3 separate regions of the Homo sapiens genome follow, and regions 1 and 2 are each linked to region 3. The links are chromatin contacts, found by Hi-C or POLR2A ChIA-PET in ENCODE. All regions are on one chromosome and are shown on one strand. The core of a region is the stretch at or near the end of the contact, and the rest is flanking DNA. Distances in the headings are between cores, read along the strand shown. Region 1 overlaps GAS7 (growth arrest specific 7). Region 2 overlaps GAS7 (growth arrest specific 7). Region 3 overlaps GAS7 (growth arrest specific 7).

Region 1 (2,883 bases), core at 118-2,617, 150 kb before region 3:
ATTGCACTCCAGCCTGGATGACAGAGTGAGGCCCTATCTGTAAATAAATAGATAGATGGTAGGTAGGTACGTAGATTGATGATAGACTCTTATAATCACATTAAATGCTGTCATTAAATGACGTAGAATAATATTTAATAACAAGATAAAATATCACCAAGAAAAATGAACATGTGACAGTTTTGTTAGAAAACAGTATTGTTAGAAAACAATACTTAAAAGAGGCTTCATCTGAGCTTCATCAGTGACAAGTATTTAAAAAAAAAACAAAAACAAAAACAAGCAAACGAAACCCTTTAACTTGGTATGTTGGCCTGTGCCTATAGTCCCAGCTACTAGCAGGGCTGAGGCAGGAGAACCACTTGAGCCCAGGAGTTTGAAATCAGCTTGGGCAACAGAGCAAGACCCCATCTCTAAAAAAAAATAACCAAACTTAAAAAAAGAAGAAGTCTGACATCTGGAAATATGCTTTTAAGTCAGGTCCAGGGAACCTCAGAACCAGCCTCAGTTCACAGGCTTCTACTTTTTTGTAGAGCACTTGCTGGGTGTCAAGCTTTGTTCTATTCTTTTTAATCCTAACAACAACTTCATGCGTTAGGTTCTACTATTGTCCCCATTTTACAGGTGGGGAAACTGAGGCACAGAAGTAAAGTGACTTGCTCACTTATGGTCACACCATGATGATGCCTGGATTGAATGAAATTTAACAGCCTTGGCCAGGTGCGGTGGCTCACGCCTGTAATCCCAGCAGCTTGGGAGGCCGAGGTGGGTGGAGCATTTTAGGTCAGGAGTTCGAGACCAGCCTGGCCAACATGGTGAAACCCTGTCTGTATTAAAAATATAAAATTAGCTGGGCGGTAGTGATGCATGCCTGTAATCCCAGCTACTCGGGAGGCTGAGGCAGGAGAATTGCTTGAGCCTGTGAGGCAGAGGTTGCAGTGAGCCGAGATCGTGCCACTGCACTCCAGTCTGGGCAAGAGAGTGAGACCCTGTCTAAAAAAAAAAAAAAAAGAAATGTAACAGCCTCATTACTGAGTCCAGATGACTCCAATTTGCTGCCTCTCATAGGTGTTCATTCAACAACTTCTATAGGCAAGGAGAAAAGTTACATTTCAAAAGCCCACTACCTTCACTGTATCCATTTACACTTTGTGTGTGTGTGTGTGTGTGTGTGTGTGTGTGTGTGTACTTAACCAGTTGAGAGAAAGAAAGAAAGAGAAGAAAAGGAGAGGAAGAAAAGGAAAGAGTCAAAGGGGAATGGGCGGAAGGGAGAAAGGAAAACGGAAAGTTGAAGTGTGCAAGAGAGTGCCTGGGGTTTGAGGTTGGAGGTCAGATGAAATCAACGTAAATGTCACAACCACACTTCCTCTTGGGAGTTGGTGAATGAGTCATCACCTGGTATGCTGCCCTTTTAATTCCTGATTAGTTGGTTAACCACTATTTCTAGGTCTTTAAAAAATAGTTAATATTTTTTTCTTTATTGAGATGTTATTCACATAACGTAAAACTCAGCTCTCTACAGTATACAGTTCAGTGGTTTATAGTATATTCACTGTGTAGTATTCTAATATATTCACTAACTGCAGAACACTTCCATCACCTCAGAAAGAAACCCCTTCCCTGTTAGCTGTCACTCCCCATTCACCCCATCTCCTTACCCCTAACAACCAACAACTACTAATCGATTTCTGTCTCTGTGGATTTGCCTATTCTAGGCATTTCATAGAAACAGAATAATGTTACATGATATCTGGCCTTTTGTGTCTGGCTTATTTCACTTAGTGTAATGTTTTCGAGGTTTATCTGTATTGTAACATGCATCAGCACTTCATTCCTTTTCATGGCTGAATAATATTCCATTATCCCGATATGCCACGTTTTACCTGTCCATCAGTGGATGGACATGTGAATTGGTTATACTTTCTAGCTATTGTGAATAATGCTGTGACAAACATTGGTGTACAAGTTTTTTTGTGGGACATGTTTTCAGTTCTCTTGGGTCTCTAGCTAGGAGTGGAATTACTAGATTGTATGAGGACTCTGTGCTTAATAAAGAACTGCCAAACTGTTTCTACCTCTTTTCCACCTCTAATCCTCAAATGGAATTGATGGAAAGTCACAAAAATATAAGTTGGTTTTTGTGTTCTTCGGCTGCAGTATCCTAAAATTCTATAAGGTGAGATATGTTATTTCAAAATGGGGCCGGGCGCGGTGGCTCACGTCTGTAATCCCAGCACTTTGGGAGGCCAAGGCGGGTGGATCAACTGAGGTCAGGAGTTTGGGACCAGCCTGGCTAATGTGGCAAAACCCTGTCTCTACTAAAAATACAAAAATTAGTTGGGCATGGTGGCGGGCACCTGTAATCCCAGCTACTCTGTAGGCTCAGGCAGCAGAATCGCTTAAACCCAGGAGATGAAGGTTGAAGTGAGCCAAGATCGCACCACTGCACTCCAGTCTGGGTGATAGAGCAAGACTCTGTTTCAAAATAAATGAATAAATAAAACAAAATAAATACATAAAAATGAACAAAAATGGATCCTCTTCTATTTAGGCTGACATGCCTTGCAGCAACCTTCTGGAGCAGGAAGATGGTTTATTGGATCATATGGGCCAGGGTTCTCCATCATTTATTCATCATCCAGTTGACCTGATACCGTTCTGTTCAAGAGAGGATTCTTTTTTTTTTTTTTTTTGAGGCGGAGTCTTTCTCTGTCGCCCAGGTTGGAGTGCAGTGACACCATCTCTGCTCACTGCAAGCTCCGCCTCCCAGGTTCATGCCATTCTCCTGCCTCAGCCTCCGGAGTAGCTGGGACTGCAGGCACCCGCCACCATGCCCAGCTAATTCTTGTATTTTTAGTAGAGATGGGGTTTCACCGTGTTAGC
Region 2 (2,700 bases), core at 93-2,592, 170 kb before region 3:
CCGCCCCCAGCATCAGGCGACCACTCATCTGTTTTCTGGTTCTATGCATCTGCCTATTCTAGGTGTTTCACAGAAATGGAATCAGAATGGGTGGACTTCGTATTTGGTTTATTTCCGTTGACATGATGTCTTCAGGGTTCATTTGCGTAGTGACGTGTATCAGTACTTCATTGCTTTTCATGACTGAATAATACTCCATTGCATGGATATACCACATTTGTTTATCCATCCATCAGTTGATGGACACTTGGCTAGTTCCCATGTTTTGGCTGTTGTGAATAACACCATCCACTTCTTTTTCTGGTCTTCAGTTCTGCCTCCAGATGCTGAATCTTTAGTCTTTTGTTGAGACTGCATGGGTTACTGGCAATGGAAAAGGCACTTGAGAAATAAGAAGGTAGGCAGTGAGGGGCTCTGGCTACAAAGCGCTTCATTAAAGTCTGTCAAGCCTTAGTTTGCTCATTTCCTAAATGGGTGTAAAATTCCCTGCCTTGCTTACTCAGCCCTGCAGAATGTTGTAAGAGGCGCAAGCCACAGAATGTGAGGTTAAGCCCTTCCTAAGCTATAAAGTCAGATGTCAAGTGATAGTTCTGTATGTTCCTCATTTTTTCTTTGATTGTCTCCCTTTCTGTTTCTTTTTTTTTCTTCTTCTTTTTTTTTAATCTGCTTCCTCATTTCTCCTTTTGCTAATTGCTCCATTTGAATTCTGTTTTCCTTTCTTCTTTCCTCTGCTTTCAGCTGGCCTGGGGGCAAAGTTGAGAGCAATACAGAGTGTTATGCACAGTGCTGTGCTGGAGGTGAACAAGATGATTGGCTGCCCCCTGGGGAATCCTTGGGCAGGGCCGGACATGCGGCAGAGGAAGGAGGTTAGCTGCACTGGCTGGTGGGTGATGAGGTGAAGTCAACCAGGACTGGACCTGAGGAGTGGAATGAGGGCTGCCATGGCAGGCCATCCTATCTGGCTTAGATTTAGAGACTTCTTTTACACATAGCTTTGAGGTCTTTTGCAGTCCAGGAAGTAGCCAGATTGATGGGTAGTTAGGCAGATATTAGAATCCAAACAAGCAGACCCGAGGGACACTTAGGGGAAAGCAGCAGATGGAGGTGTATGCTTTTCTTAGTATGTTGCTTTTGCGAATGCTAGATCATCCGCTGTCCTGTGTGTGCTGTTTTCCCAGCTGAACTTGAAGCTTCTTGAAGACAAAAGTGATGACAGTCTTTTATTTTTGTGCTTGCTCCTGGTGCCCCTCAGAGAGTTCTGAACTTAAGTGGCATTTCCTGTGTGTGTTGAAACGTCACTTGTTTAGTCCTATAGCGGTTACAGAGGGCTTTCATGCAGGATTTCTCATGTAATCTTATCAACAGCCTGGCGAGGTGGATTCCATTTCTCAGATAAAGGCTCAGAGAGGTCAAAGAATTTGCTCAGGACACACAACCAATCAGAGGTTTCAACACTGCTTAGGACCAGCGTTCTTCACTGCTTCACCCGTCCCTTACACGGACTGCCTGGTTTTTATGGCAGATAAGAAGCATGTGGCTGTGATTATTTAGGGAGATGGGAAATGAATCCTTATGCATTTGGATCTTGTTCATTTTCGAGATTTCTTCCCCCTAGCGTCTTAGAATTTTCAAGTCCAAAAGAAGTTCTGTAAAAGTTGCAGGTGGTCTTTCCTATTACTCAAGCACTGTAGATTCCTTTTGTCTCAACAAACTTCAGAGACGCTTCAAGGGAAGCCGATTTCCTGCTAAATTGATGTGTTCCTCATTTGTTACCCGAAGACCTGATTTAAGGAGCTATTCTTGGTGACAGGCAGGGAGCCAGCTGTGAATGGGGTTCTGGGTTCGCTGTCAGAGCCCTGCTTGGACCAAGTTACTCAAAAGTCTGGCTCTGACTGGGTCTGGCAGGAGGGGCTGGTGTGTTGGAGTAAGCGAGCTTGGGGAAAGCTTGCCCGGAGGAAATTCGGTCAAGATGTTCAGTTTTAACACCTCTGGGTTTCTTCCAAACCAAAAGAGGAAAAGATTCTGACTGAAGGGATGAAGGAAGTTTTAGGATTTTCCATGAATGGAACTCAGAGCTTGAGGGATCCTGGATTCTTTGCGGCTCAAGTGAAGCTACAGAGAGAGAAATGGTGCCTGGGAGTTAGGAGGACTTTTGCCCTTGGCTGGGACTTAGGCAAATTGCTGAGCTTAGAAGACAATTGATCCCAGTGGTTCGCTGGCTCAGCCACAGAAAGTGCCAGCTGGCCTTTGAGTTGTTCAGGGATCTGTGATGGTATTTATGTGTGGCAGAGGGATACTTCTAAGCTCAGAGACCACCTCCGAGGTGACAGAGCTGCTGGGCAGAAGATGTAAGTTTAAAAGGCCACTTTCTTTCTCATTGGAACCTTTCAGCAGATTAACAAGATACGGGGCTCATTCACTGAACAAACGCTCGTTCAGTGCCAGCCGTGTGCAGGGCACAACCTGGAAAGTAGGAGATGTAGTAGTAGTAAAACCACAGACATCCTGACTTTATAGAGTTTACATTTTAGTTAGGGGTGACAGATAGCAAGGAAAACTAAGCAAACTGCATGGTGATCTAGAAAATGTGTCATTTTAAATGGGATGGGCAGAGAAGGTCTCATTAGGAGAGGGCATCTGTGCAAAGCCCTGGAAGATACGATGGAGTAAGCACGTGGATTGCTGAGAGAAGAGCATTCC
Region 3 (2,771 bases), core at 264-2,763:
AGTGTGGCAATTCCTCAAGGATCTAGAACTAGAAATACCATTTGACCCAGCCATCCTATTGCTGGGTATATACCCAAAGAATTATGAATCATGCTGCTATAAAGACACATGCACACGTATGTTTATTGTGGCGCTATTCACAATAGCAAAGACTTGGAACCAAGCCAAATGTCTAACAATGATAGACTGGATTAAGAAAATGTGGCACATATACACCATGGAATACTATGCAGCCATAAAAAAGGATGAGGTCATGTCCTTTGTAGGGACATGGATGAAGCTGGAAACCATCATTCTCAGCAAACTATCGCAAGGACAGAAAACCAAACACTGCATGTTCTCACTCATAGGTGGGAATTGAACAATGAGAACACTTGGACACAGGGAGGGGAACATCACACACCCGGGCCTGTTGTGGGATGGGGGGACGGGGGAGGGATAGCATTAGGAGATATACCTAATGTAAACGATGAGTTAATGGGTGCAGCACACCAACATGGCACATGTATACATATGTAACAAACCTGCATGTTGTGCACATGTACCCTAGAACTTAAAGTATAATTAAAAAAATAAAAAGATGTGGTCTTCCTGGAGTATAGTGGACCTATATCCAATATGTTGGGGTCCTCATCACAAGGAGGAAATGTGGACTCAGAGACAGACACTCATGGAGGGAAGACGCTGCGAAGGCACAGGGAGAAAGCCATCTACGAGCCAAGGAATGCCCAAGGCCACCACAAGCTAGGAGAGAGGCCTGGGACAGATTCTTGGAAGGAGCCAACCCTGCCAGTATCTTGATTTCAGATTTCTGGCTTCCAGAACTGTAACAATACGTTTCTGTTCTTTAAGCCACCCAGTAATGTGGCATTTTGTTATAGCAGCCCCCTGGAAACTGACACACTTCCCCCGCCCCACACTAGTGGTTATCTTTGAGCACTGATAGCTAAGCAGTGGTATCGTGTCCGCTAGGATGCTGTAAACAGGTTGCAATCTGTCCCCTACATTTCAATACCCGGCATGAGGTTCAGGTGGCATGAGCAGCAGGAAGGGTGGCTTGTTTTCCCATTGCCTTGCCAGGCCATCGGTGAATGTGGGGTGCAGGCTCTTGCTTAGAAGAGCTGTCTTGGTGGCAGTTCCAAGAGAGATGGATTTTTTTAAAATTATGTGTTTTTGTTTTTTGGTACAAGCTGCAGAAAAGAGGGACTTAAAAAACAATTAATTTCCAAATACTTTTGATCCTTCTCTTGGCTGCTCTGAACCATACCAGAGAGGACTTGGCTGAAGGTCTTGCCTGCAGCTGTGCTGTTTCCTGGTTATGTTAAGCTCTTCCTTGCATTTCCAGAATCCTGAAATTGCAATTCCCCCATCTCTAAAAGAGAGAGTTGGGCTAGTTTTTAAAACCTTTCAGGCTCTGTATTTCCCCTGAGAGACAACCCTGATGGCCGCTGCAGGGGAGCGCTCAGCTCCTGCCTCCACTTCCCTTTTTTCCCCGATTCCTGCTGGCTGGGTGTCTCCCGGCAGTGAGACGACACCTCATCAAGTTGGGGAGAAGGTGCTTGTTCACAGTGCTTCTTTCCAAGGCATGGGATTAGGGAGGGTTTTATTTCCTCTTTTTACTTTTCTGTTTTCCAGTGTTTCTTCCCTGGACCTGTATTACGTTTATAAGTAGGATAAAAATAATTTCTCTGAAATAGAGGAGAGGGCTGGAGCTTAGCACCAAGACTTTCTTTTGCTTCCCATTCCCTAGCATAACCCTCTTGCTCCTCTGTTTCTCTTGATCTTTCTCAGATTTCTGTTTTTATTCGTGTCCTCTTCCCTCTTTCCTGCTCGAATCTTCTAGTTGTATTTTGGGGTGTTGCTACGTTAAACAAGTGGTCTTATGTTCTGGCCATCAGGGGTTTGTTCCAGGGCCAAGCTGTGTGAACGTGAACCTGAGCCTGAAAAGGCCCAGGGCTTTGTTTGTTTGTTTGTTTTTATATGATACAAGGAGCATCCAACAATGCCCAGCCCGTGTGCTCTCTGCCACTGGAGAAGGAGTGTGCCAGGCTGGAAGGCAAGGAGATGATGACTCCTTGTCTCAGACCAAGACTTCGCTTGCTTTCTGCTCCTGGTATATACAAATGGTATGTGCTGATTGGGTAGATGGGTGCCACTGCAGAAAGGTACGGAGAAGACAGAGCAGACGCAAAGCCTTGGGAAGCGGAAGAACAGAAAGGGCCAGGGGCACATGGTGATTTTTGAATGCTGCGATCCCACCTAGCTGGCTCCACTCTTTCGTATGAAGAGTAGATTCTTATAACAAGGTGTGCAAACGCAGAACTTTCTTCACTAGCAGAATTTAGAGACAGAGATGAAAATCTCAAGGAACTTTCATGACGACCTGAGTATCTGGGAACCTGGCTGATTTCATGACTCTCAGTGAATCTGCCCTGTTGCGTTCACTCTTCTTTTCCTAGATCTCTCTGACCAACCTGATGTCATTTCTGTAGTTTTCATCATTACCACCCGTTTGGAGGAAATGGTGCAGGCAGAGGGTGCTTTCAAGTCAAGAGTAATTGGTGGGTTGTTTTGATTCTTATGCCTTTCTTTTAAAGGGTCCTACCTCCAACACCTGGATAAAGGTAGCACCTGGTGCAGAGAAAACCCTGCCCTTTGTTGCCTTCTAGACCAGTGTTTCTCGAAGTGTGGTCCCCAGACCAGCAGCATCAGCGTTACCTGGGAACTTGTTAGATGTGCAATTTCTCAGGCCCTACCCCAGACCTACTAAA

Evidence for each region. Hi-C counts contacts between places; a loop is a spot of excess contacts on that map. ChIA-PET counts read pairs that join two places held with the same protein, here RNA polymerase II (POLR2A). Pooled maps may share reads with other maps.
Region 1: a pooled map shows a loop between it and region 3 (3-fold over the local background). The contact joins two enhancer-like sites. A Hi-C loop is called at or near these places in 1 of 168 maps with a recorded cell type or tissue (CD14-positive monocyte), 1 of 37 single-sample maps with no recorded cell type and 4 of 50 pooled maps. POLR2A ChIA-PET finds 5 or more read pairs at or near these places in 2 of 52 experiments (B cell and activated B cell).
Region 2: a pooled map shows a loop between it and region 3 (2.0-fold over the local background). The contact joins two enhancer-like sites. A Hi-C loop is called at or near these places in 2 of 50 pooled maps. POLR2A ChIA-PET finds 5 or more read pairs at or near these places in 3 of 52 experiments (B cell, WTC11 and activated B cell).

Annotation. Positions count from the first base shown.
Region 1 is chr17:10,148,720-10,151,602 of GRCh38, reverse strand. All of the region lies in intron 1 of GAS7 (growth arrest specific 7), which reads left to right. Among named protein-coding and RNA genes, the nearest start is that of GAS7, 48 kb to the left of the region's middle. Within about 2 kb of position 1,367, at least 3 of the 41 ENCODE cell types and tissues checked have a DNase peak (open chromatin) inside an H3K27ac peak, as active enhancers do; they include CD14-positive monocyte, where a contact is called at or near this core.
Region 2 is chr17:10,170,478-10,173,177 of GRCh38, reverse strand. The region is part of intron 1 of GAS7 (growth arrest specific 7); the gene reads left to right. Among named protein-coding and RNA genes, the nearest start is that of GAS7, 27 kb to the left of the region's middle. RefSeq lists enhancers at 703-1,528, 1,529-2,355. Within about 2 kb of position 1,342, at least 11 of the 41 ENCODE cell types and tissues checked have a DNase peak (open chromatin) inside an H3K27ac peak, as active enhancers do.
Region 3 is chr17:10,000,218-10,002,988 of GRCh38, reverse strand. All of the region lies in intron 2 of GAS7 (growth arrest specific 7), which reads left to right. Among named protein-coding and RNA genes, the nearest start is that of RCVRN, 96 kb to the right of the region's middle. Within about 2 kb of position 1,513, at least 3 of the 41 ENCODE cell types and tissues checked have a DNase peak (open chromatin) inside an H3K27ac peak, as active enhancers do; they include CD14-positive monocyte, where a contact is called at or near this core.